Regions from separate parts of the Homo sapiens genome. Here region 2 is linked to region 1. A link is an interaction called in ENCODE POLR2A ChIA-PET data of the cell type or tissue named here. Cell type or tissue: PC-9. All regions are shown on one strand.

Region 1 (2,500 bases):
TTATGAAGATGGCTGAATTAATTAAGAATAATTGAGCCCATATTCTGGAGTTAGAATTTTATATCTTTACCATATGGCTAAGTCACACATAAATGCATACACAAATTATAAAGGATATAAAGTAGACATGCTAAAGAACTGATAAAAATCCTTAGGTCTGGCAAGAGAATTACCAGTGTTCTGGTCAAATTCATAATTCTCTTATTCTAGTTCTATAGATTCCCTCCTGTGTGCCATGCCATTTTTTCTAAACAACAGGCTATGCTGAGGTACGTTTTTCCTCTCCTGGGACTTTTATTTTCTGTCTTTCTTATGTACTGGCTAGAGGTTCATTTTATGCACAGTTTCTATCAGTATATTGCCAGGAAAATCTTTGACTTCCTCCAATAAGCAAAGATAAATAATCAGACAAGAACTGCCATAGCCTCCTACCGCTACATCTACTCTCCTACAATATCTGTCCCATATACTCTTGCCTTTCTGCTTCTAACACAGATGAACCCTCTGTCTCCTCTTTAAGTCTGACTCTTCTGCCTCTGTCTTCAATCCCATCCCCTTTCACCTACTCAAGGATATTGCTTAGCAATTTTCCTTATCTTTGTCTCTTTATCATCTATCATCACTGCATCGTTCTCATTAGCTTGCCCACATGCTATTATTTCTCCCATCTGAAAAATAAATCTTTTCTTGACCCCACTTTCTTCTGTAGCTGCATCTGATTTCTCTTTTCTTTACAGCAAAACTCCTTGAAAGAGTGGCTGCCTTCAATTCCTTTTTTCCATTATGTTGTAAACCCACTCCAAGCAGGCGTTCATCTCCTTCATTTCACTGAAACTACTTTTGTCAAGGTCAACAGTGACTTCTATGGAGCTCAATCCAATAGCCATTTCTCATGATCGGCCACTGTCCTTCCCCTCTTGACCTTTTCAGACTCATCTCTGACTTTTCTCCCTCCTTTCTTCACTCCAGCACACTGTCCTTACTGTTCCTCAAATCTGGGCAGGCTGTCTCCTCAGGGCTTTGCACTGGCTTTTTCCTTTGCCTGGGATGCTTTCCCCCGGATATGGGCATGCCTAGCTCCCAGACCGCTATTAAATCTCTGCTCATGTCACCTTTTAAGTGAGGACCACTCTGATCATCCAATTTAAAATTTCACCCCCCACCTCACCTCGTTGTCACTCCTGGTCCCTTTTGTATTCATTAACTATTGCTGTATAACATATTACCCTCAAACTTAATAGCTTAAATAACAACAGACATTTATTATCTTGCACAGTTTCTGTGGGTTAGGAATTAGGGAGTGCTTTAGCTGAATGGTTCTGGCTCAGGATCTCCTATCAGGTTATAGTCACATGTCAGCCAGGATAGAGGATTGGCTTCCAAGATGGCTTATTCACATGGCTGTTGGCAGAAGGCCTCAGTTCTCCCCACACAGACCTCTCCCAAGAATGCTTGAGTGTGCCTCATGACATGGCAGCTGGCTTTCCCCAGAACAAACAATCTAAGACAGCTAGGCAGAAGCTGCAATATCTTTTATAATCTAGCCTTGGAAGTCATACACCATTACTTCTGCCAGATCCTATTGTTCTCACAGGCCAGCTCCATTAAATGTGGGAAGAAATACAAGGTGTGTTTCCAGGAGGTGAGGAACTGGGGGCCATCTTGGAGGTTGGCTACTACATCTTTGCTTGATTTTCTCCGTAGTACTTATCACCTTCTAATACATTATACAAGTTACTTATTTAAGATTGTAAACCAAAAATATCTGAGACAGGTCTCAATAAATTTAGAAAGTTTTCTTTGCCATGGTTAAGGATGTGTGCCTGGGAGGCAGCTCTGTGCCTTTCTCTGAAGATGACCTTGAGGGCTTCCATATTTAAAGGGGAAAGGGCAGCTATTGGGGAAAGAGGAAGAAAATTCTTAAAGGTGTGGATAAATAAGAGACAAACAGTTGTGTACTTTTGATTTTTGAGCAGCCTTTCACCGAATACAAAATTTACACATGATGAGGGTGGGGGTAGAAAAAGAGTCTAGCTCAGTAAATCTGCATTTTTACATCAGAGGAAGCAATCAGATATGCATTTGTCTCAGGTGAGCAGAGCGATGACTTAGAGTTCTGTCCTTCGTCCTACCTGTGAGGATAAGCTATCAATTTACATTGTCAGGGTAAAACTCAACAGAACCCTTTTAGGGTAAAGATCTTGAGGCTCACAAGGAATTTCGTAGTGGTCAAATCATGAAGGAGGTATGTGGCTTTTTTATCTTTGTAACTATCTTATTTAGGAATAAAATGGGAGGCAGGTTTGCCTGATGCAGTTCCCAGCTTGACTTTTCCCTTTGGCTTAGTGATCTTGGGATCCTGAGATTTATTTTTCCTTCACAAGATGTTTATTTTTAGTCTCCTTGTTCCTGGAAAGGGGTCCCAATCCAGACCCCAAGAGAGGGTTCTTGGATCTCACTCAAGAAAGAATTCGAGGCAAATCCATAGAGTAAGATGAAA
Region 2 (2,500 bases), 440 kb after region 1:
CTTTTCGAAAGCAGCTCCACCAGCAAAAGGTAGGAGGAAAGCGAGGAAACCATTCCTCGCTTGGTTAACTCTTGGGTGAAAGGACGCCAAATGAGATGATCTAAGAAGCCTCAAAGAAAGACAGACAGGCACAGAAAAATCACAGCAACTCTTTGGACTGCAAACACCAACACCACAGTCCAACCTACCAGAAATCCTGTGGTTAATTGGAGGCTTGCCCCGCTAGTCATGAGATGATTCAGTGATCGCTACAAACGCTCCTCACATGCATCCTGGACCTGGCACACCTGGCTTGCCCATCACCAGCCTGGAGACACCGCCAGGAGCAGAATCCCGGAGGCCAATAAAGACCCCAACTTTGCAAGTCAGGGGCGCGAGCGCTCTTGCCCCTCAAGTTCCCAGAAAGAACGGCCTCGAGGGTGGGGTGCGAAGTCAGTGTGCTCCACAGGACTTCCGAAGACGTGCCCCCGAAGCTGCTCCGTCCCTCCACCCCCTGGGATGCCACAGAACACCTGCCAGGGAGTTTCTTCCCCAGCGCCCACGAGAGGAGGGCTGCGGGCTGCAGCGGCAGGCGAGGAATCAAGCGCAGGGAACTTAGGCCCCGGCGGAGCCCTGCGGAGCCCGGCAGTGCCCGGCGCAACCGCCCCGCTCGCCTAACAAAACTTGCGGCGGCCCAGCCCGCCGCGCCTCAGCCCAGCTGTGAGCCCGCAGGTCCCAGACTCACCTCCCGCCCGGCCTGGCGCGGCGCCCTCACCTCCGGAACGCTGGGTGGACTTCGCAGTAAACTTGAACTTCCCATCCAGGCTGCAGCCGTGCCGCCGTACCTCGGCCCCGCTCCTGGCGCCGCAGGTCGCCCGTCCCGCGTTCCCAAAATCACCAGGCTCACTCAGAAGCTCAGGCAGCCTCGCGACCCTCACCTACCCCTCCCAGCACCGCCGCTATCTCCACCGCCGCCCAGCAACTTGCTTGCGGCCCGCTGGCTCCTCAGGGTCCGGATGGGCCGTGTCAGGAGAGCCCAAGGCACAGGCGCAGCTGGGCCTTAAAGGGACCCGGCTGCCTCTACCGCACAGCGGGTTCGGGCCGCGGGCCGAGAAAAGGAGTAATGGAGGACAGAGCGCAGCGGGGACGGGAAAATCCCTCTCTCCCCTCCGCCTCTCTTTCAAAGCACCAGCCCTTGACCCTGCAATTCGCTGATTTCCCCGGCCACTTGAACCGCCCCTGCCAGGTTAAAGAGGCGGGAGACACACCCCCTCGGAAGCCCGGAGCTACCCCGCGTTTAGGACTGCAGGCTTCGCGCTGCCGCACCGCCCCATAGTCTGACTTCCGGGCTCGGCCCGCGGCGCAGACGCACAGGAGTCGGAAGGCAGCCCCCAGCTCCCGCGAGAGGTGGCCTTAGGTCACTCGCAAAAACAATAACCAACGTGTCAATGGCACTTGTATTTATTTTCTAATTTAAATTTATAACAGATTTCGCAGATGGGCTTCCACTGAAATAAGCCTTTGAGAAAAAGAAAAACTTTTTTTTTAACAAGATTAGGAAATACCAAGAAATATGAAGTAAAGCCATGCCATCTACCCAGCTAAAAACTTTGAAAACTTGAAATTTTATCTAAGGCAAATGTTTGCATAATTTTAAGTCGTGCCATTATTTAAAGTCAATTTCAATTAACAATTGCATTGCAACTAAATACATCTTCTATAAGAAAACTAAGATACATCCCTGATAATCTACCTTTCCCCTCCTATATTCCGTCCATCAGCAAATCCTACTGGTTTTTACCTTCCAAATTTTCCTTGAATCTGTCCTCTTCTACCTCCTCCATCACCACCCTAGTCTAGGCTACCTTCACCTGGGGAGTGGGGGTGGAGGGACTACTGACCTAGTCTCCTTGTGGTTTACCCATATCCCCTTTATCGCCTCTCTAATCTCAACACAACAGGCAGAGTGGCTTTTTCAAAATGTAATGTGACCCTGTCACTTCCCAGCCCAAACCACTTAAACACCTTCCCGTTCTCTTAGACAAAACCTCCTAACTAACCAAGCCCTGAATGGCCAGGCGCTTTGCCCACCTCTCCATGTCTTCTTACAGGTCAGACCAATTCCATCCTGCTCTCTCTGCTTCAGCCAAACTGGCCTCTTTTATTCCCTATTTACTCAGCTTCCTGGACTCCACAGAGCTTTTGCTCATGCTTTGCTCTGTGCCTGAAGATTCTTCCAACCCTCATCCTTCTGACGACAGCTGTAGTCTCCACCTCTGAGAGGCAACTTCTGACCTCCCTACGGTGGTCCCTTACTCCCATCACATTGCATAAAACTGTAATCAAGTGGTTATGTTGGGGAATCTACCATCAGCTCCGTAAGTCCAGGATTTGGTTTTGTTTGGCTCATGGTTGTATTTCCACATTTGTGAAATACATATTTGTTCCTAAATGAGAACGATAGATGCTAGAAGTTGAAGTAAATTTGGCATAAAGTCAGAGAAAGGTAAAATGTCACAAT

The links. Peaks named below come from ENCODE experiments on the same cell type or tissue, not always from the same donor. Only the 100,000 strongest peaks of a DNase experiment are listed, where the experiment ranks them.
Region 2: POLR2A ChIA-PET joins it to region 1 with 6 read pairs; 1 of 35 experiments calls an interaction of 5 or more read pairs at or near these places.

The regions. Positions count from the first base shown.
Region 1 is chr1:147,713,816-147,716,315 of GRCh38, forward strand. All of the region lies in intron 2 of LOC105371230 (a long non-coding RNA gene), which reads right to left. The region is part of intron 1 of LOC102723321 (a long non-coding RNA gene); the gene reads left to right. Among named protein-coding and RNA genes, the nearest start is that of ACP6, 45 kb to the left of the region's middle. In PC-9, no CTCF peak of the experiment used is centred here; no DNase peak of the experiment used is centred here; H3K27ac peaks cover 1,297 bases.
Region 2 is chr1:148,150,996-148,153,495 of GRCh38, forward strand. NBPF11 (NBPF member 11) reads right to left here and starts at 1,286. Exons shown (of 24, transcript NM_001385469.3): 1 at 755-1,286. RefSeq lists enhancers at 877-1,076, 1,097-1,206. In PC-9, no CTCF peak of the experiment used is centred here; a DNase peak (open chromatin) is centred at 1,286; H3K4me3 peaks cover 1,719 bases; H3K27ac peaks cover 805 bases.